4 separate regions of the Mus musculus genome follow, and all the other regions are linked to region 1. Evidence: chromatin loops called from intact Hi-C (ENCODE). Cell type or tissue: left cerebral cortex. All regions are shown on one strand. Each heading gives the region's core, and the rest is flanking DNA. Links, peaks and the distances in the headings are about the cores only. Region 1 overlaps Spon1 (spondin 1, (f-spondin) extracellular matrix protein). Region 2 has its middle 44 kb from the start of Far1os. Region 3 overlaps Spon1 (spondin 1, (f-spondin) extracellular matrix protein). Region 4 has its middle 9.5 kb from the start of Pth.

Region 1 (7,433 bases), core at 1,176-6,175:
CCCTCCATTAAGTTGGGATCATAAGCATGTGGTATTACACCTAACATTTGAACTTGTACTTTTCTGGCTTGCTGACTAAGCTCTCTCTCTAGCCTCAGCAGTTTGTCTGTCAGTCTCTCTTTCTCTTTCATTCAATAGAGACAGGGTTTCTATGTATAGCCCTAGCTTGGACTTGCTAGCTCTTGTAACTCGCTCTGTCGATCAGGCTGGCCTCAAACTCAGAGATCTGCCTGCCTCTGCCTCCCAAGCCCTGGATTAAAGGCGTGTGTTACCACCATCCTACAGCCTGGGAACTGTGGCGCTACCCATTCAGCTTTGTATTGAGTGACTGCTCTGTCTTGCAGTGCCTGTCTCACATCCTTTGGGAATGTTGCCCTCCCCCCCCCTTTCCATTGCCACACAGACTACCCCACTCACTGTCTCCCCATCTCCATAAGTATGTAATTTCAGAGACGGTTATTCATCTCCTGAAGGCCACAAGTGTCAGGATTCACAGTGACAACCTAAGGAGACAAATCTCCTACGGAATCTAGAGCGTTAGGAACCACCCTGACTCCAACCTAGCACGAACTGGTACTTATATATCTGACAGACATAACCTTCTTGTGTGATGGTGAATCTTCATGTCAACTTAACTGGCTTGTGAATCACCTAGGATACCAGGTTCTCAAAGGTGTTTCCAGATCTTAATTGAGGACCTCCCTGAATGTGGGAAGGAGCATCCATGGGCTGGCACCCTTGACTGAATGCAAAAGGGGATAAAGGAAAAGTGAGCTGAGCCTCACTCCACAACTCCGGGTTTCCTGGCTGCAGATGTCCTGTGACAGGCATCTCACGGTCCGGTTATTGCACCTTTCCTGTTAAGATGAACAGTATCTCCCGAAGCCATGAGTCAAAAACACACCTTTCCTTTCTTAGGTTCCTTTTGACCGGGTTTGGTTACAACAAGAAAAGTAGCTAAGACATCACTCAACAACCAGCCCTCACAGAAGCTTTTTCAACCAGTGTGGCTGCTTAAAGACTTCAAGGGATGGAAAAGCCAGACTCCCAAACGCCTTGCCCTCAGTTGAGTAGCACGGCAATTCTGACTGCACAGGATATAGGAACAATTTTTTTTTTAAGCATCTTTAGATATAACTTGCCCCTTTCTCTTATCTAGGACGAGAAAATTCCCCCCAGGCTCTTCAGTGCTTCCATGAGGGAATTTTCCCCCATTCTCCCAAACTGCTTAGCACCGCTGACCTACCTTCATTCACTGATCTGATATGTCATTCAGAATTTCCTGTTTAATGTCATTTTCTCCCCAGTCTATAGAGTAGAGGCCATTTTGGGGGTATTTCAGCTACAATTCCTTGCCTGGCACAGATCTTACCATGCAATGGGCTCCTTCCAAATGTTTGTTGAAATAAATGAATTAATCTAGGAAATGAATGTGGAGCTTTCCTATTTCCTTTGACCTTCAAATTTAATTAAAGGTCGCTTCAAAGTATTTATTATTTCTCTTATAAAAACCTTACTTAAAATAATGAAATGGATAAGCATATGTGTGACTTTTTCTTAGGAAGTGCTAGCCAGAACCAGGGCTCTTTAATTTAATCGAACTTTAATAAAAGTTCTTATTTATGCTCTCTTAGGTGCCAGGTCTTCCACGACGATATGACATTCTGCCAATTTGGTGGCCTATTTTTCTTTTATCTAAGATTTACATGTGAATTTTTTCTTTTTTAAGCAGGGAGACTTATTGCATGCCACAGTATATGACAAATTTAATTAAAAATAATATGATATTTCGAAGTAGAACAGAAATTAGTGGGCCAGAGTGGAGAGAGAGGAAAGGCTGGACACCAAGTGCTGTCAGACTGAATCAACTAAAAAAAACAAAACAAAACAAAACATCAGATTTGCAAGGAACACCATACAGCTCTAGAACCCAATATCCAGACTGTAGAGAAATGTCAAACATTTAAGAAAAGTGTCTACTAAGAAATGTTACTTTTCAAGGTGGGGATAAAAAGAAAAGAAGAGAAAAGAAATGTTTCCTTTCTCAGATTTGAAACAGGAAAAGCAACCACAAAAGAAACAGATTGAATTAACATCAGTTAACACTTGTGGGTAATGACCAGAACTGCTTGGTATTACAAATCTTAAAACCCCCCAAATCTGAAGCTTCCTGAGCGGTAACATGAAACCCAAATAGGGAGTTCCACGCTTGACCCCACACGATGGGTCACAGGCAAATGGCAGATGCATTCAAATATTGTGCAAACGTATTCTCCTGTAAAAGGTGTGCATGCAACCTGTCGCATGCTGAAATTTGGGTCCTGTCACCGAGGCATGTCATTATATCTATACACAAATATTTCAAAATGTAAAAGTCTCCATGGACCCTCTCGTTCTGGCTTTCTGCCACTGCCACTGACAAAACATTGGAGAAAAATGTCTTTGAAGAAGAAAAACTTGTTTTGGCTAATGGTGTCAGAGATTTTAATCCATGGTCACCTGACCACATTTCCTTGTGACTGGGCAGCGTAGTGCACCATGGTGGGGCTACAAGAAGGTGGTGAGGGGTGGGGTGGGTTGGGGTGGGGTGAGGGGTGGGTGGATAGGTGGGTCCTAGCAGATGTTCCAGGCACACACCTCCACAGGCCTAACTTCTTTCCATCCTCCCCTGCCCCAGAGTTTCGCTGTGTAGCCCAGGCTGTCCTAGAACTCACTCTGTTGACCAGGCTGGCCTCAAACTCAGAGCTCCAGCTGCCTCTGCCTCAGAGTGCTGGGATTAAAGGTGTGCACCACCACCAGTGAGCCTTTTTACCAAGTCTTAAAGTTTCCATCACCTCTTAAGAATGCCACAGCTGGAGACCAAGCCTCTAGCTTTCTGGAGGGCACCTAAGATGTGAATCAGAAGACCTCTGGTGCCAAGAAAAATAAGAGTGTCATAAAAGTGTCCCCATCCAGCATAATTGAAAAGTGTCAGCATCTACACAGTGATAAGCCACATCTCTGAGAAAAAGACCCAGTCCTAGTAAAGTTATGAACAGTTTACACACACATAAATTAAAAATAAATATGTACATGAAGAAATGTCTTTCCTGACCTCTGAGAGGGTGAGGTGCATGGGATGAGGGCAGAGAAGCGAGTGCTTTTAACCCCACCTTTCCTTGTAGTTACTAAACCTGCAATATGGGACCAGTGTATTTAACTGTGAAGAAATGGCTTCTCATTGGTTCCTGACAGTACAGTGCCTCATTTTCAGCAAAACTTCCCAAAATACCACAGAGGAAAAGAGGCGAGAGATGATTTTATGATCAATCTACACTCTGGTCCTTGCCTTCTAAGTTACAAATCCTCACCAGTGAGACCTACCTAGTAATAGTTTTTAAAAGGTTTTACTTTGGTCTCAATTTGTTTTCTCAAGTGCAGGAACTCTATTAAGCCACTAGGGGGCGCCCAAGCCATTCATTAGACTGAAGCACGGTGCTGGCGGATCAGGGTTTGTCAAGTTTTTGCAACATTAGTTTCTAACCAGAAGGTATTTGGGATTCCAAGTCCATCTGGACATGCAGATCTACCACCTGCTCAAGTCCGAGTTCCTTTACTACCCCACGGGCGTCGATGGACCCAGGTGACTCTTGCTAGGAGGAGGCAAGAGGGACCTCGGAATCCGAGGGCTGTTTCTGGTTTCATTTCTGGAGAAGTAGACCCAGTCTTTGCACCGCTGATCTCACAAACACCGGCCATTGTCTAAGCAAGAGATAACCAAGAGGAATGGGTGGGAATAATTTAGGGGGAATGCCAGTCCTTTCCAGGAGATGAATATCTTTGAAAGTTCCGGTAATTCTTAGCATTCAGACCACCCTGGAGTAGTGCAAATTCACAATGATTGCAGGAACTGTTTCTCACTTGTGTTTGCAAAGAACCAGTGAAGGATGCGGCTTTGCTCGGAATTCGTCTTTCCCTGTCTCTACCCGAACATTGGGCTGTCAGGGCTCTGGCTTGATTTATTGAATCAAACATGTCACCGTTGATTCGTTCATCCGCTCCTGCCCTTTGAGAAGGGGTGCTGGGAATGCGGATGAAGACTGCTGAGAAAAAAAGTCAGTTTCAACAGGCAGTGCTTTGCAAAGTAGGTCACCCTGGCTTTTCCACTGGGTGAAGAGGCTGGAATCCCATTAACCTCCATCAGACTTGCAGGGATGGGGATGGGGGGGGGGGGGAGAATGGGGGTGGTGGGGGGGCGGGGTTGTTAGTGCAAAACAAAACCTGGCTTCGTGCAGGCTTCCTAATTTGACTTCCTAATGAGATTTGGAAAGGAAAGGGGAATAGAGGGTTTGGGAAAATCAAAGGAAAATTCCTTTCCCTAAATGAGCCCATAGTGTGGGGTGGAAAGGTTTGGGCTGTTTGTGAACTGAGTGTTTGCCATCAATTAATTTTTTGTTTTTTCTTTCTTTCTTTCTTTCTTTCTTTCTTTCTTTCTTTCTTTCTCTCTCTCTCTCTCTCTCTCTCTCTCTCTCTCTCTCTCTCTCTCTCTCTTTCTTTCTTCCTTCCTTCCTTCCTTTTTTTTTATCTTTGTTTCCACTGGGTCTCAGAAAGTCTGAGGGGCAGGTAAAGTGTGGGAAGGTATTCCCCATATAATACTTCTTTCAAATTTCAACATGTCTTTCACCCGTTGGAAGTAACACACACACACACACACACACACACACACACACACACAGAGAGAGAGAGAGAGAGAGAGAGAGAGAGAGAGAAACAACCCCGTCACCAAAACCTAAAACACCTCCAAGCCACCAAAACACACACACACACACACACACACACACACACACACACACACACACACAAATCCAACTCGATTTTCTTCCCTTCTGCGTCACAACCAAGTCAGACTTTGTCTTCTACAGCAGGGTTAAGGTTTCCCCTGCTGCATGCAGGGTTCTCCCATCCCACAGCAGAAGGGCACAGTGGCTTAGTGTCTGTGACTCTATTGACTGACTTCATGCTGGGTAGGGCCTAGCTGGCTGTGTCCCTCAGTCTTCCCTGGGTTCCAGGGAGCTACTCTTTCCTTGGGCACCTTTGTGCTGTTCTCTTTTGGTTTCATTTGAAGCCAAGGCTTTACCATGAAGAGTGGGGGCTCTTGGGGGCTCTGTCCTAAGCCTTATTCTTAACCTCCACACCCCCCCACCCCCGCGCTGTCAAGTGACCCTGGTTTTGGGCAGTCTCTGATTTACCCTTGACTCAGTTATGCATCTGCAGAGACTCTGAACCCTGAAATTCAGAGCTAGGTCCTAACTGGGCACTTGGCCTTCACCTTTTAGGGCATCTTAACAACATGTCATAGGCAGAGCTGCTCTCATGGGCTTTCCCATTAACCTTCATCTAATGACCTCAGTCATGGCAGGGTTCCCAGTTCCATGACTGGGCCAGCTCCACACCTGAGAAGCATTTGACCATTCTGCCTCCCTCACTTCCCCCTCAGTCTGTCTCCACAGCTGTCAGCCTGACGGGCTACTGCTCACCTCTGCACCTGTCTGCTCCCCGCTCCTACCCACCCTCCCTTCAGAAGTGGCCCACACCTCTCTCCTGGCTCTGTGCAGCTGCCTGCCTGCACTTCCCACCTAATTCAGCGTTTCATATCGGAACCTTGACATGGCTATTGCCTTTTGATTTTCAAATGCTGTCTGATCACAGTCTTCTGCTGAAAACTCTTCAATAAGTGTTTTAAAATAAAAATGAAAACAAGCTTTTTCTTCTGTTGGTACAGAGGACTGGATGTCACAAGGCTATTGTCACACAACTATATAATGTCCCTTGACCATGTTTCTCCTACTCCAACCTCCTGACCACCCTACCACTCTTAAATTTTTCATGTTGCATAACTTGGCTCCACACAAGGGCTCATCTTTGATTTCTGCATCTAGTTACGCAGAAACTAGAAGCCTTTTAACGCTTTGAAAGTGCTATCCTCCTCTTCATCCTGACCTAGCCAGGACTTTCCCTTACATATAGGTTACGTTCGCTAAATATCTTTCCCCACTGAACTGCAGGCCCCCGGGAAGAGTTCCGTTCACCACAGTATCCCCATCCCCCTCGATGGAGCCATTCTTCGGATCTTAATAAGTATAGACTGAATCAATGAAGTGTTTAGGTTGTCATTGCTTGACGGATTCGGGGTAAAGCGGAGGTCGGATTTTGTTTCCTGTCATTGTGAGACAAGAGTCAATTTATTACTGATATTATGCTATTAATTTCAGGCTGATTAAAAGCTTGACTAGAAGAAAGAAGTGTGTTAGAAAGTGAGAAAATGAGTCTGAGGAATCTTGTTATGAAGGGAGGAGGTGGGTTAGGGCCCGTCATCTGGATATGTCCGATATTCCTGTTCTGCTCTCAAATGGACCAATGCCCTCAAATGCGGGCCCGTCACAGAGGGGGCACAACTTTATCAGGGTCACCATGAGAGGAGACAGAGAGAATTCCTCTCAGTACCCGCTGAGGTACCTGGGCTCTTGTGGATGTTGATTGGGAAAGACACCCCTCCCTTCCTGAATGCACATTTTGGGGATAGGAAGATGCTAAGAAGAGGGAACACAGCAGGTCTGGATTCCTAACAGATCACCTATAACAGCATAGTTGACGAATTGGATTATGGGAAACTATGGAATGCGCTGAAGCAGGTTAGGAAGGAAAGGTTGGTGCTCGCTTGACTAGCTGGGGGTGGGGGGGGGGGGAGCCAGGTAATGACCGGCTTTCGGAAGAGTGAGGAGACCGCGCAAGGCTTTGTGAGCCACTGCACCTCAGATGTTTTCCCGCACAAAGAGGAGTAGAGTTCCTTGTTTGTTGGTGATTTTTCTTTTTAAATAGTATCTTACTGTATAGCCCCACTTAACCTAGAACTTAGCTACGTAGACCAGGCTGGCTTCAAACTCAAAGAGATCCATCTGTTTCTGGCTCCCAAGTGCTGGGACTTAAGGCACGCACTACCCAACATGCACAGTTAAGAATAGGGTGAAGACAATGTGAGGAGTTCCATTTTGGAAACGAGGAGTTTAAGTTCAATAAGGGCCATCTATGGAAAGGTACTCCTCAAACTGATCTCTCTCTCTCTCTCTCTCTCTCTCTCCTCCCTCTATCCTATCAATCCTATCTATCTATCTATCTATCTATCTGTCTGTCTGTCTGTCTGTCTATCTATATGTCTAATCCATCCATCATCTAGTATCTATAATTGGTCATCTACCCACCCATCTGGGATTATGATAGTTTGAAACTGGCAGCATCCCCTTGGACCATCAAAGTCTTCAGGGCAGATAAACTCTTCAAGGGACATAGCTGACAGAGACAAGAGAGGGTCTGAGAACTGAGACCAGTACAGATGTGGTTTCCCATGAATCAGGATCGCTTAGAGTGAGCTCAAGAGAACATGCCATGGTTAATCA
Region 2 (7,433 bases), core at 777-5,776, 410 kb after region 1:
TATACAACAGATATGCAGAAATACAAGCGAAACTGATTTTTACCCTGCCCTGCTCAAGAGGGCTCTGCTCTCCCTAGTCCTCCATTTTTATCCATAGGGATCAACAAGGGACTCCATCAGGAAGGAGGGCTTCACAGAAGAGGACTATGCACCTGGCAAGGAAGCATGTGGCCTTGCTTAGCAGTTCAAGAAGCACTCATCTTGGCCCCTCCCTGTACCCATGCAGACTTCTAGGATATGGCCTTGGGGCCAACCTATTTGGTGGCAGGTTAAGCAAACAGACTTGAGCAAAGTGTTTTGCCCTGGGATGAGTGGGTGTCGATGTCTCTTAAAATTATGATGAATTACACATAACATAAAATTTATTAACTGTTGTTGAGCCAGCAGCTCGATGGCCTCAAATGTAAGCATGCTGTTGTGCAAATGTGGCTACCAGCTACCAGAGTGGGCCTCAAATTGAAATTCAACTCACACTCCCCACTCGCAGCCACACCTGGTAATCACCATTTAGTATTCTGCCTATGCACTTGACCACTTTAGATGGAAATGAGAGCTGTCCTCTCATGATGGGCTTATTTGACTTAGGGCAATGACCTCAAGGTTTGCCCTTGCTGCATCATGCATCAGAATGTCTTTCCTGTCTATGAATGGTAGGTCTATAGCAGGTACCGAAAAACTGCATTCTATCATCCACTCGTCCATCAACGAAGCCTTGTGTTGTTTCCATCTTTGGGGCTATTGTGAATAGTGCTTTGAGCACTATTTGGGAGAGCTTGCTTTCAATTTGGGAGGGAGGGGCTTAAGTCAAGTGTGTGTGATGTAACAAACCCCCTGGTAAATGTAACTTAAGGAAAGAAGGCTTATCTTGGCTCATGGATTAAGAAGGAATATGGCCCACCATGATGGGAATTATGGCAGCAGGAGCATTTCTCACACTTTGGTCCTTCCACTTCCATCTCAGGGACCTCTAAGCCTCCATCTCCATCCTGTTCTGGAAACAGGCAGAACCCTTCACCCCAGGGCTCAAATTGCTAAGGGAAGATGGCTAACACAAGGTTCCCAAAATAAGAAGCCAAGAGATGCATCTCTGTAAAAGCAGCCCCTGTTTTCTCACATGAAGAATGGTAACAATGACTTCTGGCCTCCATAAAAAGCACAAGGGAAAGAGAATGCAAGGCACTGCTAATCTGCACTCCTCCCTCCATAGCTAAGTTCGTACCATAATTCACTGTAATGAGACTCTAACCGATCTTAGATTTTTAAAATTGCTTGTCTTTTCCCCATTAGGAGCATCCAAAGATCTAGAATCTGCTTCCAAACCATTGGTGACTAGGTTCACATTCATTAACCAGATCTCAGTGTCCAGTGAATTCAGTTTCTAGTTTACCAATGCAGAACAGAGCAGGCAAGCAGAACAGAAAATCCACTAGCTCGAGAAAGAAACTTAGACTATGGGGGGGAAAACATACTTCTTAGCAAACACCATAAAGTAATGATGAGAAGCAAGGAGCGCTCATGCAAAGCATGCTTTGTGGAGTTCTGTTACAAATGCTGACGCTACTTTTATACCACTATAAGAATCAAAGCCCAGTAGTAATTCCTCCTGGAACAATTACACACTGTCTTTGGGTTTTTAGGAGACAATTAAGTCAGAGAAGCAGATGATGCTGTCCCCAGGCCTCTCAGAGGGCAAATGATATAAACAAATCTTGCAACATGAAAGAAAAGCCATATCCCTGGAGTCTGTGTCAAAGGGATTTTTCCACTGAACAAGACCCTCCACTGAGGTATGGGCAGGAAAGTTTGAAGCCGTTTGGGATGTGTTCAAATCAGAAATAACCTAATATTTAATGATTTGCAATGCTTGGGTTGAAAATAGAATCCGTAATAATTTGCAAATAAATACTCACTTATAGGGGCAAGCACAGGCTCTTCCAGCAACTAAAGCAATGCCCACTTGAGGCCACTGTCTTAGACACAGCCTTTGAAAATATTGTTGCCATTTCTCTAATCTGCCCACACTTGAAAGTGATTCATAAAACTCCCTAAATGTCAGGCTAAGTAACGTGACCTTTATCCCAGGGGCTGTGGAAGCCCTTGAGAAGGTTTTGAACAGAAATGAGAAGGTAGACTCTAGAAACATGGCTGATGAGAGGTTGACAGTCTAGAGATTGACACTGTGGGCTCGGAAGCCAGCTGGATCTTGTTTTAGCTGTAATCATTATTTCTTGTTTGACCTTGAGCAAATTATCTCAACTCCATAAGCCTCTGCTTCCACACCTGTGAAGCACGGTAATAAGAGTAACAGCCTCCCGATGTCATAAAGATGGAACAGGTAACCCATTCAGAGAACACCCGCACATGGCGAGTCAAAATGGCTGGTAGGATTAGGAATTCCACTCACTTGGGCCTGCTTCTCTGTGTAAGATCTGGCTGGCCATCACACTCAAAAAGAAAGAAAGAAAGAAAGAAAGAAAGAAAGAAAGAAAGAAAGAAAGAAAGAAAGAAAGAAAGAAAGAAAGAAAGGTCTTCAAACAGCAGCAGAAGCCACCTTAAAAGCCAGATTTGAAGATGCAGAGATGGATTCCTTGGCTTTGAAATCTCTTCCTCTACTACTGATGTGGGCATGGTGCATAATGGCTCAAAGACTCTTGAGAGCATGTGAGAACACGTCTAGGGGGTGTAAACCACTATGAGTGGTATTTGCTGTCAAGATTTAAATCTAGGTCTACTCCTCTCTGGTGTGCCAAGCTCTCTCTGTTCTAATACAGGTCCAAACATAAGCTAGAGTCTCCTCTAATGCCTTTCCCTTAATTTCAAGATACTAAGACTTTGTGCTTTGATGTAACAACAGTTGGGGCTGTACATGCTCCTCAACTGGATTTTTAAATCTAAAAAAAAAAAAAAAAAAAAAAAAAAAAGGCAGGTGGTGTTGCATTCTTAGTCACTCAACCTCTAGCTGGTTTTCAAATCGCCTTTTTCCCGGACTTGCAAGATCCAAGTTATGTTCTCAGCTGAAGGAGCACCTGCAGGTGTAGAATTTGTAGCAAGAGAGAGAGAGAGAGAGAGAGAGAGAGAGAGAGAGAGAGAGAGAGAGAGAGACTTTGCCAAAGTGTGTTCACGAGCACCATCTTCTGGCCAAAGTTCGGAACAAAAAGGAAAATGCACAAATAAGCAGGTGCCTAAATGGTCTTGTGCCTTTAATCAGCCGCTTAACTACTTAACCATGAAAACGAGCTTCCTGGGGCTAATGAGAGTTGCCCAATTTGCAGAAACAGGGTGTTTATTTTTGTAGCACAATTTTCCAGCTGCCTGCATCCTGCATGCTTTACGGTGTTAGCATCTGCTTATGCAGCATTGTTCATGGATATGGCTTTGCCTGAAGGCTCCTTCTGGAGACTAGGGGACAGAGCACGTGCTGGGTCTCTAGGGTTGAAAATTGTATTCAGAAACCCAAGCAGGCATCCAGTCTTGACCCAATAGGATCTGTAAGTCGGTTACAAGTTCTTTATATTTCCAACTAGTCAAGAATAGGGTAAGAAAGTAGGCTGAGTTCTGGAGATACTTTGAAATAGCAAGAAAAACCTACATGACCTGTAGCCAAACAGATGTGGTCAGCACATCCGTAGCTAGCTATTATTCAGATATTTTCTCATTTTTCCCCCTTCTTTTAAAAAAAAAAAAAAAGAAGGAAAAACAAAAAACAAAAAAACAAAACCAGGTGCTCTTGCAGCAATGAGTTGTATGTGTTCCTAAGGGGAGGGAAAGAAACACACTCTCTGCAAAATCGCAAACTAAAAATAATTAAGACTTATGGGAAAAATAGGACGGCGGCAGACAACCCCAAATAGATAACCTCCGTGAAAGATGCCAGTGGTTTAAGAAGAATGTCCAGTTCCTAATACACAACACAGCCTGGAGAAAATAGAGGACTCTGCCTTTAAGACAGGAAGAAAGGACAGCTTGATGGATGTCAATGTAAGAGAAACTACGACCTTCTGAGTTACCTGGAGAAGGAAACACGCACCCCCTACCCTACACCACCCCCACCACCCCCACCACCCCCACCCCACCCCCACCACCCCCACCACCCCCCCACCCCGGGCACAGGATCAGTGAGACCTGACTGACAAGTACTCCTAACATGGACTGGAGACTTCCCTGAGGCAAAAGGCCTGGAGTTGCTGGGAGCTGCAGGAAATGCTGTCTCTCTCCCTCCGTGCTGTATCCAGCTGGGTTCCTGCACTTTGCCTGCATCTTCCAAGGCCTGCCAGTGCAAAATGTTGGCAGGCCGGGAGCCTCGCAGATGAACCGCATTTCACTGGCGTTGTTCCATTTATCAAGCACATTTGAGCTAATTTATGTTAAAATCACACACAAACACGCAAGTGTGACAGCAAAACAGACTGAGCGTGGGCTGCTTCCCCAGTACACATCGACATTACCACCACCATTCCCCCTGCTGGCAGGATCAGGTCCAGTCAGCCCTGCTTTATCATGAGAGTCACAGATGTCCGTATCTCCCAGCAGGGCCTTGGGAACCCTATCCTGGCTCCTTGGCTTTGAGCCTTCTTCATGTCTAAAGTGCAGTACTATGGTAAGCAATTGAGGCATTTATGTATTCACAAGGTTATTTCAGCTACCCTTGAGAAAATCTGTCTAGAAACGACAACACTTTTGCTAATTAAAGTGCCCAGATGTAAATGGGGCTTCAAGCTTCAAGTTGGGGACACAGATTTGGTCCCTCGGTATGTGTGTTTCTCAACTACCTCCATTCTCCCCAGTTCTTTGCTTCTCTTGGTGGCTCCTTCCCCACCCCACCCCCCCATCATCATTTCCCACTGATGGTGCCTAGACCCTCCAGTTCCAAAACCCTCACAGGCAGCAATCCTGAAAGGGAATGACCTTCTCTTTCCTAATGATTTTAGCTAAAAAAAATAATAAAAGCAAAATCATGATTCTCTCGTTTAGATGCTTATAGGCATGCTCGGTGACTTTGAATTCTAAAGTGATCCAAGGATGAAGTCTCTGGACAAGCCAGAGTGAGCTGGCCCTTGGTCCCACCCAAGCCATGTGTTCAAAGACAAGGAGGTATCTCTCTTCAAAGCAAAGCAGAAAGAGATACCCATCCTCCAGGGTGCTCTGAATCAGACACCCATCCAAGAGTGTTTCTCATGAACATGACCCCTGCAAGAGACAGTTTACCTTGGACTTAAAAGAAAAGGAAAAGACAGTCCAAACATGGCCTCAATTCACTACTTATTAGCTTATAAGCAGATGTGCTATGCTGGCAAGAAAGATAGACAATTACAGACTTGGCTGACTTCACTTATATCTTCCCAAATGGTAGGCAATTGTAAACTTCAAAATCTCTCTCTCTTCTTGCTCAAGGACAGCCAAACACTTGTGTCCCAGAGAGCTAAATGGCCTTTGCCTTATGGGAGAAATATCATGCTTTTGTTCTAAAGGTAGTCACATTGAACCTCCAGATTTGATTGAACCAAAGTAGAAACCATTGCAAAAGTTGCCTTTAAGAGAAAACTCCTGGTCCAGAAGAGAATCTCAGGGACCTCATGACCCAGAGGGAACACATCTGACTCTAGAAGTCACACTCTTTGAGATGTGAATCAGGAGTCACTGAATTCGTGGGCTTCCTTTGTGTAACTCCCCCGGGATGGGCAGGATGAACATTCTTTTGGAGTTTCTCCTATTATAAATGATAGAACATACAGTCGAAAGTCTTTAAAGAGATAGAAGTGAAGTGAATTGAGTGATTTATTGGCTTATCTAAAAAGTCTAAAATTCAGGTATGGCTCGATCCAAGTGGTTTAAATGATGGATGTTTAAAAATGAAAATTTTCTATATTATGTTTCCTCTCTGGCATTATCATCAGACTTCATGTGTTCATATGTGGTAGGATTGGATTTCCATCACTAGGCTGAAGTACCTGAGAAGGTATTTTAAAAGAGGGTAAGGATTTATTTTGGCTCACAGACTCAAGGGTGTCAATCCTAGGTGGGTCAGCTCTAAAGCAGAACCTAATGTCAGGAGCTACGTGGTAGTACAGGCTGATTGACCACTTTCTGAAGCAAATAGAAAAAAAGGGGAGGCTTGAGGTCCAATAACCCTTTCAAGGACACACCCCTAATTTTCTTTGACTAGGCCCACCTCCAAGAGCAGTACCTTATAACACAGTACTCCAAGAGCAGTACCTTATAACTGTAGACCAAGTCTTCCACATATGAGCTTTTGAGCAACACTTCAGATCTAAACCCAAATCACCATGTGGTGGCCCCAGCAGCTGTCTCAAGCAACCAACAAACAAAAACTATATTGGCCTCTCTGTAGAATAAATGTTGATTAGTGTGCCAATCACCAAATTCATGAGATATAGTATTCTAATCAGCCAGTCACATGCTTCTTTCATGAAACTGGACTGGAAGGCAAGTATTGAGGTAAGGTAGGGACAGACATGAAGCACAAAAAACTATTAGATGTTCCAAACAGAATAAGGATACTGGAATCCAGGAGCCAGAAATGGACTCAAGAGTCTTCACAAAAACTTTTGTGCTCAAAGGCATTTGCTGTTTGTTGCAATGCCAATCAAACCCAGGGCTTCAAGCATGTGAGGCAAACCTCTACCACTGAGCAGCACTGCCAGCCCTTCGGGCTTCTTATAACATACATGGAGTCCACTGCCCTTGACTGGAATTCACTGACCATTGTGCTAGCTTCCCATCACTGCAACAAAAATAGCTAAGAAAATCAGCTCTGAAAGGAAAGAGGAGGGAGCTGGAGAGATGACCCAGTAGTTAAGAGCGCTGGCTACTCTTCCAGAGAACCCAGATTCAATTCCTAGCATTTATGTGGCAGCTCAAAAACAACTGAAACTCTAGTTCCAGGGCATCTACCACTCCCGTCTGGTGTCCTCAGGCACTGAATACACATGGTCTGAATGTATACATACAGACAAAACACCCACACACACATAAAATAAAAGTAAAAAATATTTTTAAAGGAAAGATTATTTTTTGGCTCACTGTCTCTGAGGTTTCACCCATGGTCAATTGACTTTGTTGCTTCTAGGCCTGAGGTGGGACAGAGCATGACAGGTACCACATGACAGAGCAAAGCTGACCACCTCATAGCGATCAGGAAACAGGAAGAAAAAACAGGAGAGGAAGAAAGGGGAGGAGAGAGGAGAGAGGCGGGAGCAGAGAAAGGGAAGGAGGGAGGAGAGATGCAGGGGAAAATATATCCTTCAAGGAATATCCTAATAACCTTCTCCAACTAGGCCCCACCTTCTAAAGTTTCCAAATCATCTAAAGGTCCATTAAATTAAGAATCCATTACCATTCTCACATACTGAGGAGGCCAGAGTTCCTACAAGCCAATCACATTCCAAAGAACCTACTTCTGAGCACTGCTGCAC
Region 3 (7,433 bases), core at 1,340-6,339, 120 kb after region 1:
TGCGCCACCACTGCCCAGCCCATATCATCTTTAAAATGCTAAGTGCAACTGCAGGCTCCAGGATTGAGGCTAATACAAGGGAATCTTCCCCCAGAGCTTTACAGATTAAAGGAAGTAGAGTTCATTTTACCCAATGGAAGTTTGCAAGAGGGTCTAGAATTTATCCTTCGCAAGATTTTTCTCAGTATCATTTTGAGAGATAGAATGGGCCCAGGAACCTGGCCCATGTAGTCACACCTCCCCCTCCCCCCACGTCTATCTTATAGCTGTAGGTATTTAGTCTGTTTGATATAGGCTAGGTAGCAATGACCCCAGCCATGAACAAGACAAGGTCTCTGTCCTGAGGGAACAATAGTCTAATTCCAATACAGGAAACATGCCAAGCAACTCTGGCATCAGTAAGGATCGGGCAGGGTCTGGGCTGGGGTGTTGGAGTTGACAGGACACTCTCTCCCCTGGGGGATTTTCAATTATTAGGAAGGTCAGGCATCAGCCTCCACATCTTTGGTTCTTCCTTTGTTGTTGTTTTTCTTTATTTTAAAATAAAATAATAATTTCAAAATCAAGTTAAGATGTTGCTATAATACCTTAAATAAATGTAGCTTAAATTCAATGAAGAAAAAATAAGCCATGCAAATTGTGTTGAAAGAGAAGTTTAATAGTAGATTTCTAACAAGAAACCCAAGAATCCCTGGAAATTGAGACGATGTATCACTGACTGCCTGGAACTTGCTATGTATCATAGGTTGGCCTCTAACCTGAGGTCCTCCCGCCTCTGCCTCACGAGTGCTGGAGATACAGGGACATACCACCATACCAGCCCATAACAGGTTTCTTGAACGTCTGTCACGTGTTTATAAAATCCTTCCATGTGCAAATATAAACTAATGCCAAACTCCCTTTCTCCATGGAATCATTCCCCAAAATTGGCTGTGAGTTAATGTCAAAGACACTTTTACTCTGCAGCCTTTCTACTGTATAGTGGGCTTGAGAAAGCAGCTTTAATCTTTCTTCAGGATTAATCTTGAATTTTGTAAGCTTTAAATTACATGGCTATCCTCAGGAAAGCAGCAGCAGCTGTGCTAAACAGTAAGTCGCAGGAAGGGCACAAAAGGCTGTAAAGAGGCTTTGAGAATGGGAATAGCCCAGTGTGGGATGTCACGGAAGGTGCCTCAAAGCAGCGATGGCTTAGGCTGAAATAAAGGCCAAGTGAAACCTAGTTAGACACACAAAAGAAGTTGTCCCAGGGCTTAGCTAAAAGCTTCTGTTGTTCTTTTGTGTGCGTAGTGTATGTCTGTGTGTGTGAGGTGCCTGTGTGTAAGTGCGTGTGTGAGCATGAGTGTGTGTGCGTCACAGGATCTAGCTCTCAGCTACTACCCCAGTGCCATGCTTACTGTCACGCTCCCACCATGATATTTGTGGTCTAAGCTGTAAGCAAGCCCTCAGTTAGATGCTTCCTTTCATAAGAGCTGCCATGGTCATGGTGTCTCTTCACAGCAATAGAACAGTGATTAATACATCCACTAGGCCACCTCCCTAGACACTGGGTTGGCTTTCTTCTATCACCCCGGCTGTGCTTTTCGCATAACTGGTGGTCGCACAGTCTCCACTGAAGAATGACTTTTGTAGGCAAGGGAGACTGGGTGAAACTGACCTTAAGCAGTAGAAATCACAGAACATATAAATCTCAAACTCTGTTTATGTCGCATTGTTCCAAACAAGCAGGTCAGGGGCTACCAGCTTCGGTTAGCAGATGATTGGTTCCATGTGTTTGTCTGGGTTGTTGTGCAAGTGTATTTGTTATTAAATTCCTTTCTGACTGAGGACTGTGTCACTCTTTCTTCATTTCTGGTTAGGTTTTTATTATAGGACCTCTTAAACAATATCTTTTAATTTCACTTTACTTATTTTTGAAACTGAATCTCATATATCCCAGGTTGGTCTTGAACTCAAGATGTATCTGAGGATGACCTTAAACTTCTGATCCTCTCGCCTCCAACCCACATGTTAGCACTACAGATATGTGCTACCACACTCAGACTGGGGATAAAACCTTGGGCTTTGTGTATGCCAAGCAGTGCTGTACTAGTTGAGCTACATACACAGCCCCGCCTTTCCATTTTAAGCTCCTTAAGCTAAGAATGATAAAATGTATCTGAAACCCAGCTCTCTCTCCATTTGTGACATAGAGGAAGTAGAGGCTTTAGACAAAGTTATTCCTCAATGATAGAAGGACTTATCTGAGAAAGCAGCAGGAGAGCAGAGCCAACCCACTGGAAGGTTGAGAATTTGGGTGGGATAACGATAAGGCTGGAAAAACACAATAGTTACAAGATTCAGGCATCATGAGCTGTGGTTTTGGCACTGAGCTAAAAGAAACATGCATACACTCTACATGATGATACTTTTTTGATTTTTTTGAGACAGGGTTTCTCTGTGTAGCTCTGGCTACCCTGGAGCTCACTCTGTAGACCAACCAGGCTGGCCTCAAACTCAGAAATCTGCCTCCCTCTGCCTCCCAGTTGCTGAGATTAAAGGCGTGGGCCACCACTGCCCAGCTACATAACAATACCTGATAAGCTCACAGCACATGCCAAGGCTGGGAAAGGACTGGAAAATATCAGCCCACCCCACCTACTATAACACAGGGATGCACATGTAACTTTGTATACAGGAAACTGGACACAGAAGTTGAGCAGTATCTTTTTCTGGTGCTGGTTCACTTTGAACTCAGGTTACTCTTAAGACATTTCCATATGGTGTTGCGGGCATGCGTTGCTTCGTAGATGAGTAAAATGAGGCAGGAATGGGATAAGTTAATCTTCATAAAGCCTTCTAAGGAAGTCATCAGGTTAAAATGCCAAGATGGCTTCCAGGTTAGTCTAGACCATATAATACATTGTGTCTTTCAGCAGAGGACTGATGGACTCCTGGACACCCCTGTGCTATTGCTGGTGAAAGAAACAGATTACAGCCTATCCCTTCTGAAATCCTCTCTTTGAGCCCTCACATTGCTGTGACATTTGGTGTTGCGATTAAGAATTCTAGCAGAAGTCTGCTTACTGCCATCTCCTTACTCTCACTTCTTTCTCTCTCTCTCTCTCTCTCTCTCTCTCTCTCTCTCTCTCTCTCTCTCTGTGTGTGTGTGTGTGTGTGTGTGTGTGTGTGTGTGTGTGTGTGTGTTTTAAGCCTCTGCATTCAAAGCTTGTTTCCCTTCATCCCTGCTGAGGAGCTTGCCTTCAGATTACAGATCAACACTGTCAAGGCACGCAGAATTAGTCTAGGATCCCTGAACACAAGACATGGTTACCAAAAAATGTAGTCAGCAGACCAAGGATAGAACCAGAGACCAGAGAAGCAGAGTCAAAAGAATCCATGTGTGCTGGAGACAGGGCAGTCAGACAGATGGACAGACAGCTCTCTTCAAAGGTTGCTTAGGGACCCAATAAACCCCCAAAGACTGTGCCCTGAATCCCAATGTGGGTGGGCGGATAAAGGCACATTATTCCCTCCTTTGGGTTTTCCCAGGGTGTATACAACAAAGCAGATGCAATTTGCATTCAATGACTGAAAGCCGCTCACATCTGTAAACAGTAACTGTTCCAGGCAGCAAAACCCTCCAGAAACCTCTTATCCCTGTTTCGAGGAGCCAGATGTAAAGAGAAAGCCTTCTGCATCCCATTGTTCTTTCCACTTGAGCTGCAAGGACCCGGAGTCGCTCCATGTGGGGGCGAAATGTGGTGCGTTTTGCTCAGTTTAGAGGCAAGCTTATAATGTTCGAGTTTAATTAAACTCTTGCTGGCTGTTCTAAAGTTTCGCTTCCTCCCAAGCCTTTCTTCATGCATTCCCTGCAGGAAGCACTTGCTTTTCCAGTCCAATGAGGGTCATTAGGACCACATGAATATGTACAGACGCAGGAAGGTTCCAAGATGCTCGGGGCATTTGGCTCATAACTTTTAATTTAATCAATCAGCTCAGTAGTATAATAAAGGGATTTCAACAACCCCATTCCTGGACCACAGACCAGGGCTCCAGTGCAGGGCTATCTGTGTTGAGATTTCCTGTTATCTTTCGTCCCTGTCTATGGTCTTCCATTGTGAATTTAACTGAGGCTAGGGGTAAGCTGCAAGCATTTCTTTGTACTTCTGCTTTGCTTCCAACCCCAAAGCAGTAGAGTTCTTGCAGACTGAGAGGGATGTTTGCCAGGGCTGGAGTGCCTGGCACCAACCTTTGCAGAAACCCCATTTGCGCTTATAAATATCTGGCCTTTCTTGGAATAAACAATTCTTGAGGGTGTATTTCTCAACACATTGTTTGGAAAACTTGAGTTCATAAATGCTATTAGCTTCAGCAGAGTTTTGTGTGCAAATTCCTGGGTAACCATACGAAAGGCTATCACTAATGGAACTTGAGTACCCCATCCCCAAGTTCATAAGGCTTTTTTTTTTTTTTTGGTGTTTAGAATAGTTTCATGCAGAAGGAAAGACTAAATCAGCCTTTGCCCACCCCCTTCTTTTCTTTTTAAACACAAGGTTTCACTATGCAGCCCTGGCTGGCCTGGAACTCACTATATAGACCAGGTTGGCCTGGTACTGGGATTAAAGGCATGCGCCACCACACCCACCTAAGTCTTTTTTATTAATACCTACATTTCTTGAAATCACATCTTAGAGATTAGCAAACAAGCTTGAAGAAAATAGAGAAAACTGTTGGGTTGGGGCTAGCCTTGAGTCAACCCCATACTTTCCCCCATTAGGGAGATTGGTAGTGTTAGACTTATATGCCCGTGGACTTGTGACTGGCAATGAGCTCTATGTCTCCCCTACCCACACTCATATCACTGAGAACAGGTTTAAGCTACAGGAATGAGCTACAGTGATCCCGAGTTCTGGAAACTGCCAGGCAGCAGGAATGAATAGCAAGAGAGTATCAACAAGTTAACTTACTCCTTCCAGTGGTAATGGGGCTCATCCTTGAGAGACAAAATTACTTCACACAAGACAGAATTTTGGATGGTTAGTCCCAGATAGGTACATCTTAAGAAAGGATGTACTAAATAAATAAATAAATAAATAAATAAATAAAGTCCATGTTTGAGCTTCTAGGAAGAGGATGCAGGAAGGAAAGAGGCTGCAGCCTTACCAAATCCAAGACCCAATCAAACGCCAATAAAATAGCTGGAAGCAGAGGTTTAGAAGTAATCCTCAGATGTGGTTTAAATGAGAGCCTCCCATGGGCTCAGGTGCTTGAACACTTGGTCCGCAGTTGGTGGTGCTGTTTGGGTAAGTTTAGGAAGTGTGGCCTTGTTGGAGGAAATGTGTCATCAAGAGTGGGCATTGGGGTTTCAAAGCCACATGTCATTCCCAGTTCATGTTCTCTGCTTCCTTCTTATAGTTCAAGATGGAGCCCCCAGCTTCTGCTCCAGCTGTCATGCCTGCTGCTTGCTGTCACGCTTCCCTGTGCTGTCACGCTTCCCTGCCATGGTAACTCTTAGTTTCTGGAACTGTAAGGTCAAATAAACCCACCCTTTTATAAGTTGTCTGTCATGGTATTTTATCTTTCGTCTCCTTTTCTGTTCCTTCATTCTGAATTTACCTGTGGCTAGGGATAAACTGCAAGTGTTTCTTTGTGCTTCCAACCCCAAAGCAGAAGAGAACCTGCAAACTGAGAGGGATGCTTGCCAGGGCTGTGTGAGAGAAAAGCAGCTAAGACACCGTATCATCAAGAAGAGGTGAAGGAAGAGTGAGTGGCCAAGAACAAGGAACGACCAGGAGCTTTTGGCAGTGTGAGAGGAAGAAGGCACACGGAGAACCCGTACAGAGGAGGGTAGGTGTAGGAGGGAAAAATCAATAAACCGCAGAATGAAACAACAATCAAAACAGCTTTAGGAAAACTTACAGTGGTATAAGAAATGTATAAGAAAGATATTATGCCCACTTCTGAAGAGATCCTTATGGGAGGAAGGGGCAGTGGGTAGCAAGCTGTAAGCAAGGGTAAGGTCAGATACATGATTGAGTGCCATCAGAAACTGAGCAGAGAGAAAATGAAATAGCCAAACTGTGCAGAGTATGAAGAAATGAGAGGACAGAAATGGAGGATGGAGTGTTCTGGGAGAAGCAGATTCTTAAAGCAAGAGAAAGCACCCACTAAGCACACTGTTCACACAGAACAAATGCATTGCATCTACTTGTGGAATTAATGGGGTAAGAGCAAAGGACAAAAGACAGAGAAATAAAAATAAAAGACCAACTAGAAGAAAAATATCCATGTTAATAAAATAGATGGAGGTATGAGCTGAACCTTCAGATTCAATTAACATAGCTCAGATAAAAACAAATCATGAAACACTTCGGCTGCAAATGAAAAACACACATCGAACAAGGAGCAAAGCTGCAGACTCCTTGTAGGAATCTGGTCATGAGTGAATGAAGAACAGGTTTCTTCACTGAGATGGAAAAACCACATACAAAGCATGCAGTAAATGCTGTAATGGACACCCAAGGCTAATTCTTTTTCTAGTTCCAACTCCGTCAGGGATTTCTGTTGTTGTTAGAGGGTACGTGCGTAAAAATAGATGTAATGGTGAAAACGTAAAATCCAGTGTGAAGCTTTGCAGCTTCAGAATGGCTCTACTAACTGTACAGAAGTTCATGGAGACATATAGACTCTGAGCCTGGTTAATTTTGCAGTGTGATGTTATTTTTATTTGCAAGTTCTTTATAATAAAGTTTTAATAAAAAAAGGATTTGGGTTTTTAATCCAGTTATTTTCCAAGTGAAAATATTTTTACAAATGTTCAGATGTGAGAAATAAAATCACTCACTAATGAACAAGCACTGGCTTACTATTTTCCTCTGAAAATAGGAGTTCTTAAAAGAGGAAAGATAATGTTCTAAAAGACTGCAAGAAATCCTGAATTAATAAGTATTTATTGATGACATACATAAATAATTAAAACTAATAACAGAACTATTGTTTGGAAACGGACTTTCCAGCTAAGAACTGTCAGGATAAAAGCAGAGTGAAATAAACAAACTAAGCACCAAATGAAATCAGTGTAAATTGGAAATGGGAAGAGCTATGAAAATTAACCTTAAAACTTTCCCATAAAGTGAAGCAAAGACACTGCTCTAATGAGCAGAGGGTATATAGAAAAAACAGAAAGGAAATCCTTGCTCTTTTTATTTTTTATGATTTATTTTTTCTATTATATACTTATTTTATTTCCTGCATGCATGAATGTTATGTGAACCAGGTGCATGCAGTACCTGTGAAAGCCAGAAGAGGGCATCAGATTCCCTGGCACTAAGTTTTGGATGGTTGTAATTACCATGTTGGAGGCTGGGAACTAAGCACACATCCTCTTTGAGAGCAGCAAGTGCTCTTAACTGCTGAGCCATTTCTCCAGTCCTCTACTTAGTATTAATTAATTA
Region 4 (7,433 bases), core at 1,617-6,616, 640 kb after region 1:
CCAGTGATGGCCGACTAGGCCATCTTTTGATACATATGCAGCTAGAGTCAAGAGCTCCAGGGTACTGGTTAGTTCATATTGTTGTTCCACCTATAGGGTTGCAGATCCCTTTAGCTCCTTGGGTACTTTCTCTAGCTCCTCCATTGGGAGCCCTGTGATCCATCCATTAGCTGACTGTGAGCATCCACTTCTGTGTTTGCTAGGCCCCAGCATAGTCTCACAAGAGACAGCTACATCTGGGTCCTTTCGATAAAATCTTGCTAGTGTATGCAATGGTGTCAACGTTTGGATGCTGATTATGGGGTTGATCCCTGGATATGGCAGTCTCTACATGGTCCATCCTTTCATCTCAGCTCCAAACTTTGTCTCTGTAACTCCTTCCAAGGGTGTTTTGTTCCCAATTATAAGGAGGGGCATAGTGTCCACACTTCAGTCTTCATTTTTCTTGAGTTTCATGCGTTTAGCAAATTGTATCTTATATCTTGGGTATCCTAGGTTTTGGGATAATATCCACTTATCAGTGAGTACATATTGTGTGAGTTCCTTTGTGAATGTGTTACCTCACTCAGGATGATGCCCTCCAGGTCCATCCATTTGGCTAGGAATTTCATAAATTCATTCTTTTTAATAGCTGAGTAGTACTCCATTGTGTAGATGTACCACATTTTCTGTATCCATTCCTCTGTTGAGGGGCATCTGGGTTCTTTCCAGCTTCTGGCTATTATAAATAAGGCTGCTATGAACATAGTGGAGCATGTGTCCTTCTTACCAGTTGGGCATCTTCTGGATATATGCCCAGGAGAGGTATTGCTGGATCCTCCGGTAGTACTATGTCCAATTTTCTGAGGAACCGCCAGACTGATTTCCAGAGTGGTTGTACAAGCCTGCAATCCCACCAACAATGGAGGAGTGTTCCTCTTTCTCCACATCCACGCCAGCATCTGCTGTCACCTGAATTTTTGATCTTAGCCATTCTGACTGGTGTGAGGTGGAATCTCAGGGTTGTTTTGATTTGCATTTCCCTGATGATTAAGGATGTTGAACATTTTTTCAGGTGCTTCTCTGCCATTCGGTATTCCTCAGGTGAGAATTCTTTGTTCAGTTCTGAGCCCCATTTTTTAATGGGGTTATTTGATTTTCTGAAGTCCACCTTCTTGAGTTCTTTATATATGTTGGATATCAGTCCCCTATCTGATTTAGGATAGGTAAAGATCCTTTCCCAATCTGTTGGTGGTCTTTTTGTCTTATTGACGGTGTCTTTTGCCTTGCAGAAACTTTGGAGTTTCATTAGGTCCCATTTGTCAATTCTCGATCTTACAGCACTTCCCTCTGGATTTTACACAGCTCGTGTTAATTACTAAATACAATCCAGATCTGTGTCTATCCTGAAGGGAAACTATGGTTTTATTATTTTTCTAGTTGATAATATTTTTGTGCAGGATAATATTCAGTTTTCTCCTAGACTAATAACCTTGTTGGGCTCATTTATTAGGTAAGATTGTTTATCTTGTGATAAAGCTTTTTATACTGTTGATCATGCAAAATAATGGCACATTTACCTCTTTTCTCCTTCTTATTACACATCTTTGTTTCTTATAGTTTTATCCAGTACCTGTAATATTTTAATTTTTAAATTATGAGGGATGCTACTGTTCTTTCTTAATATATGCTTGACCTTAAAAGCAGTGTGTCAATAATTTCTCCAGAAAATAAGACTCTTAATATACTGTCATATTCTCTTTCATAACTGGTCAGCAAAAGGCTCTTTGGAAATATAAAGCACTTGACTTTTAAAAATGCTTTCCTTATAAACACATATAGTCTTCACTTCCAGGATGTTAATTCCATGTACTTTGTCTGACTACAATTAAATGTCCATCACACAAATTAATTTTTTAATAACTTTATTTTATTTATTTTGTTTCTTTTAAGACAGGTTTTCTCTGTGTAGCTCTAGCTGTACTTGGAACTCACTCTATAGCTCAGGCTGGCCTTGAACTCTGCCTGACTCTGCTAGGATTATAGGTGGCATACCACCACCACAGAGCTTATATCTGCCTTATTACAGAATCCTTGAAAATAATATACATTTTATATTTCATTTTTTAAAAATTTAAGCCAGCAAAGAATGAAATCATGACTTTTGCAGGAAAGTAGATAGAACTGGAGATCGTGTTAAGCAAAATAAACTAGACTGCATCTCATATGCAGGATGTAGAAATATGTATTTGTAGGACATTAGAGGAGAAATGGATAATGAGAGGGCAAGAAGAGATCTATAGGAAAGGGGAATAAGAGAAAATAATGGCTAGGCAGGTGGTGACAGTGCACACCTTTATTCCCAGCACTGGAGGCAGAGGCAGAGAGGCAGAGAGGCAGAGAGGCAGAGAGGCAGGAGGCAGAGGCAGAAGCAGGTGGATCTCTGTGAGGCCAGCCTGTTCTACAGAGCAAGTTTCAAGAGCTATACAGAAAAGCAAGCCAAAGGCTATACAGAAAAACTCTTTCTCAAAGCACCAGGGGAGGAGGGGGAGATGTGGTGGGAGGAGAGGGGAATACATAGCTTTTCTTTATAAATAGTGAAGTTTATTGTATATTACAATCTTGTATAAAATATATGTGGCTTGTTTAAAAGACTTCATTTGTGTGTAAGGGTGTATATAAGACTAGAGTTAGAGTGATAAGCAGTTGTGAGCTGCCTGATGTGGGCGCTCGGGTCAGAACTCAGGTCCTCTGGAAGAGCAGCACGTGCTCTTAACTGCTAAATTATCTTTCCAGCCCCACTTTTTTTAAATAAAGAAAATATAAAATGAACATCCACTTTCCACCCTTGAGATTATATAATAGCATGCTGTCGGTATTTTAGAATTTCCATGTAGGATCTTTGACTTCTTTTTTTTTTTTTTTTTTACCATATTCTTAATGTTTATCATTACTCTCTTGTTTTTTTTTCCTAGTTAGCCATGTATCTGTGAATTTAAAAAACTACAACATCTAATTTTTTTTCAAATATCTGTCTTTGTAACTCACAGTCTGTATTTCCCATATTCCCTTCCTCACCACTCACCATTGCTAAGCCTCCATATTTTCCATTTTAAAGTTTTTGTTTGTCATTTTTTTTTTGCTTGTTAGTATCCAATATAACATAGCTATATATATGAGTTATTTTGAATAATAAGTTGCTCTAAGAATAAGTTTCAGGCTAGAATGGGGACCACACACTGGTAGATGTTCTCCATCAGCATAGTGACCCTGTCTGTATCTTAGCCCCCACCCCCCTCTCTATCCCCAGGAGGGAATCCTGCATTCTGCGAACTTAGCTTCAGCCTTCCTTCTTTGGAGAAGGCTGGATCCCTCTTGTACTAGAGGCTGCTTGGGTGGACCCTTGAAGGACAAATTCTGTTAGGCACTTGGAAGCCACCTTTTTCCACTTGTGGCATCCTTTTGCTTCTTGACTGACTGCTGTGTCTTGGGGCCACAAACATGCTAATTATGCTCTCTAAATACTGAATTACACTCCAGTTATGACCCATTATCTTGATCTCAGGATGCTTATGAAGCAAGGCATTAGGATTTCCAGAGTATGGTGGTAGATTAGAAGCTGCCTCTGTGTGAATCTCTGACTGTTAAGAAAAACAAGTCATGCCGGGCGTGGTGGCGCATGCCTTTAATCCCAGCACTTGGGAGGCAGAGGCAGGCAGATTTCTGAGTTCGAAGCCAGCTTGGTCTACAAAGTGAGTTCCAGGACAGCTGGGGCTATACAGAGAAACACTGTCTCGAAAAAAAAAAAAATCATGAGAGGAACTTCCAGAGTCATCCTACCAGTGTTTGGGTGGGAGAGGGCCACAAGAGACAGTCATGGAGAAGAGCATGGCAGATGAGGACATACTAAGAAATTTAGACAGAAGGGAATTTGGGCTGTGAAAGCACAATGTTTCTACTCTTTGAACCAAGGAGCAAACTTGGTAATATGAGGATAACAATAGAGAATTGTAAGCTTAAGTCTGTGGTCAGCAAACTGCTCATTGAAGGCTCTGAACCCAAGCACACTGGATCACTTGATTTCTGCAGCCTCCACCCACCCACGAGGTGTTTGACTGCTAGGCATAATCTGAAACTACTAAACTTGAGTGCTAGCTTCTCTCTCTGTTCTTCCCTCCAGAAAAGAGCTCAGATCTCTACTTCACCTGCTCTCTGAGACATGTAGGAGATAGCACTTGGCTTACACATAGACACCCCTTCATACACAAATCAATAATTCTCTGATGCAAGTGAAAACCTCTTCCACGGGTTGCAAAGCTCAGTGTGGTCAGCATTTGCTTCTGGGGCACATAAAAAGGGAAGTTTCTAAGATGAATGTAGTATCAAAGCAATCATGAGGCCAGCCCAGCACTCTGCTGGTACAGTGCCAGGTTTAGGAAACACAAGGGACTCCGCCTTGCAGATTCCAAGAGACCCACACAGAGGCTTCTCCAATTCATTGTTTTTTAGTTTCTTTTTCTCATCTTTTGACTTTTTGCTATATTTTATAAAATATTTATTTATTTATTTATTTTGTAATTTCACACATGAATTTAGGTCATTCTCATCCCTCTTCCTCCCCCTAACTATTCTGGGGACATGCCCCACCCTTTTCCAATGTCATGACCACCTCTTCCTCTTTTATTCCAGCAAGTTTAATTAGTGCTACTGGTATGCACATGGATAGAGGGTGCCATCTACTGGTGGATGGGTAAACGACTGTGGGCTATGCCACTGAAAAGGGACTCCCTTTTCTAGAAGCATCAAATGCCAACCACGCCTCATCTAGGGTTGGGGTGGAGTCTCATGAGTCTCCTCCCTCTTTACGCTGGCGCACTGACTGACTCACTCTTGTACCATTTTCTATGCTGGCAACCACGGGTTCTATGAATCCATGAGTGGAATAGTCATGTTCAGAAGACATTTTGCAACAATCTTCCCATGCCTCTGGCTTTTCCAACCTTTCTCCCTCCCTCTTCTGCAAGGTTCCCTGGCCTTTTGAAGTGTGAAGATGAGATACAAATGTCCTGTTCAGGGCCGAGCACAGCACAGTCAATTATTCTCTGCAGTTTGGCTTGTTGTAATTTCTATATAACCACCACTGCACAGAGGAGCTTCTCTGATGAGAGAGAGCTGCATTGTGGGTACAAGTATTTAGAGGGCAGTTTGACACTGTGTCCCTTTAATAAAATTGTGGGAGTAGGGCCTATGCCCTCTCTAACCACAAGTTCTTGGCCAGATTTAGTACACAAGAGTTCTTTCCTGTGTAGTGGGACTTAAATCCAATTAGGAAGTTTTTGGTTACCCTGTAACATTCATGTCATTATTGAACCAAAGGGCATGTCTTGTCAGGCCACAGATTATTGGAGCTTGGAGGAATCATGGCTGAATAAGACTGTTAACTTTTTTCTCTCCTAGGAACCTGCAAAACACATTCCAGCACTGTGGAAGCTAGCCAGCAAGGATGATGCTTCCAGATCTGTATCAATTTGGTTTTTCGAAGTTCTACGAGCAAACTATGTGGTGTCTTCAACAACAGGGTCTTACCATCAAGTCCCAGTGGGTAACCAAGAACAACGGCAATAACCTGTACTCTTTGGGTGGCTATTTTAAACCTGTAAAGAATTATTTTTTGTCCTTAATTTTAATCATGTTTTCTTTTCATTGTTAAAGTATGTTTTTTATCTTGTGCTCTTTCCTTTCCTTATGTTCCTTTTTGAAAAAAAAAAAAAAAGTTTTTCTAGCTGGGCTCGGTGAGACACACCTTCAGTCCAAGCACTTGAGAGGCAAAACCAGGCAGATTTCTGTGGTTTCAAGGCCAGTTTGGTCTACAGAGTGAGATGTTGTAGATGTATCTGCAATTGTGTTGTAATCTACCCATTGAGGATGGACAATAATATAGTCACTTATTCTCTGCAGTTTGGTTGTGGTTTTCTGTAATGATCTCCATCTGTCCAAAAGAGATGTTTCTTTGAGGAGAGATGAGATCCACACTTCTCTATGAGTATAAGAATAAATATTTAGAATGTACGGTAAAATTATGCCGACTTAATAAAATGGGAGTTATATGTTCTCCCCAAGACCCATGACCACACTTGCCCCAGATAGTTGGCTAGGTTTCCAGTACCAGGTGTGATTTCCCGCTTATTGGGCAGGCCTTTTAAAAAACTGCTTTATTTGATGTAAATAAAAATATACCTAACAGTTTCTTCAAAGGTCAAGGACCACTCTCTGTTGCAGGATATTCCATCACACTGTGAACTCTGAGATTGTTATTTTTTTAAAAAGGATTTATTTTATTTATAAGTACACTGTAGCTGTCTTCAGAGACACTAGAAGAGGGCATCAAACCCCTTTTATAGATGGTTTGTGAGCTACCATATGGTTGCTGGTAACTGAACTCAGAGCCAGTGCTCTTAACCACTGAGCCATCTCTCCAGCCTAAGATTGTTACCTATTGAAAAAAGTTGTTCCTAGTTGTGGTGTAGCTGAGCCCTTAGCACATACCTTTAATCCTAGACAATGAAGGTGAAGTTAGTTTATAAAAGGAAGTACCCATGTTTGAGAATGGCAGACAAAGTGATGAATCAGAGAAAAATTTGACAGAATAGGATATTGTTTTAGTCAGGGTTTTCTAGAGTCACAGAACTTATGGATAGTCTCTATATAAAAAAGGAATTTATTGATGACTTACAGTTTGCAGCCCAATTCTCAACAATGGTTCAGTAGTAGCTGTGAATGGAAGTCCAAGGATCTAGCAGTTACTCAGTCTCACACAGCAAGCAGGCAAAGGAGCAAGAGCAAGACTCCCTTCTTCCAATGTCCTTATATTGTCTCCAGCAGAAGGTGTAGCCCAGATTAAAGGTGTGTTCTACCACACCTTTAATCCTAGATGACCTTAAATTCACTCGGAGATTTAATCTTCTGGAATCCATAGCCACTATGGCTCAAGATCTCTATACCAAGATCCAGATCAGAAACTTCTATTTCTAAGCCTCCAGATAAGGGTCACTGGTGAGCCTTCCAATTCTGGATTGTAGTTCATTCCAAATATAGTCAAGTTGACAACCAGGAATGGCCACTACAGATATGTCCAATTCTCATGAGAAGAGAGGAAAAAGTGCTTACTTAAGAGAGCAATGCAGGCAGAGAAGAGAGAAAGGAAAAAGGCAGTTTGACCTGGACAGTTGTACTGAGACAGGTTACAAAGGGAACAAGATAGACATAAATGAAGACAGAACAAGCCAGAGAATGAGAAGGAGCCAGAAGATTAGAACAGATTGCCAAAGTTAATATGAAGCAAAGCAGAGTAACTCAAGAGGGTGGGAGAGGGAGAGGGAGAGGGAGAGGGAGAGGGAGAGAGGGAGAGAGGAAGAGAGGGAGAGAGGGAGAGAGGGAGAGAGGGAGAGGAAGAG

What was found. Hi-C counts contacts between places; a loop is a spot of excess contacts. Peaks named below come from ENCODE experiments on the same cell type or tissue, not always from the same donor. Only the 100,000 strongest peaks of a DNase experiment are listed, where the experiment ranks them.
Region 2: it touches region 1 in a loop (7-fold over the local background); 23 of 42 quality-filtered maps call a loop at or near these places.
Region 3: a loop joins it to region 1, with 2.1 times the contacts of the local background. A loop is called at or near these places in 2 of 42 quality-filtered maps.
Region 4: a loop joins it to region 1, with 8 times the contacts of the local background. A loop is called at or near these places in 24 of 42 quality-filtered maps.

Annotation. Positions count from the first base shown.
Region 1 is chr7:114,017,015-114,024,447 of GRCm38, reverse strand. The region is part of intron 7 of Spon1 (spondin 1, (f-spondin) extracellular matrix protein); the gene reads right to left. Among named protein-coding and RNA genes, the nearest start is that of Gm51454, 16 kb to the left of the region's middle. In left cerebral cortex, for the core only: a CTCF peak has its summit at 3,435 (motif pointing right); DNase peaks (open chromatin) are centred at 3,492 and 3,961; H3K4me3 peaks cover 704 bases; H3K27ac peaks cover 571 bases.
Region 2 is chr7:113,605,048-113,612,480 of GRCm38, reverse strand. No RefSeq gene overlaps it. Among named protein-coding and RNA genes, the nearest start is that of Far1os, 44 kb to the right of the region's middle. In left cerebral cortex, for the core only: CTCF peaks have their summits at 3,149 (motif pointing left), 4,278 and 4,478 (motif pointing left); DNase peaks (open chromatin) are centred at 3,193 and 4,374.
Region 3 is chr7:113,898,442-113,905,874 of GRCm38, reverse strand. The region is part of intron 5 of Spon1 (spondin 1, (f-spondin) extracellular matrix protein); the gene reads right to left. Among named protein-coding and RNA genes, the nearest start is that of Gm51454, 130 kb to the left of the region's middle. In left cerebral cortex, for the core only: no CTCF peak of the experiment used is centred there; a DNase peak (open chromatin) is centred at 3,789.
Region 4 is chr7:113,375,403-113,382,835 of GRCm38, reverse strand. No RefSeq gene overlaps it. Among named protein-coding and RNA genes, the nearest start is that of Pth, 9.5 kb to the left of the region's middle. In left cerebral cortex, for the core only: a CTCF peak has its summit at 4,715 (motif pointing left); DNase peaks (open chromatin) are centred at 4,342 and 4,766.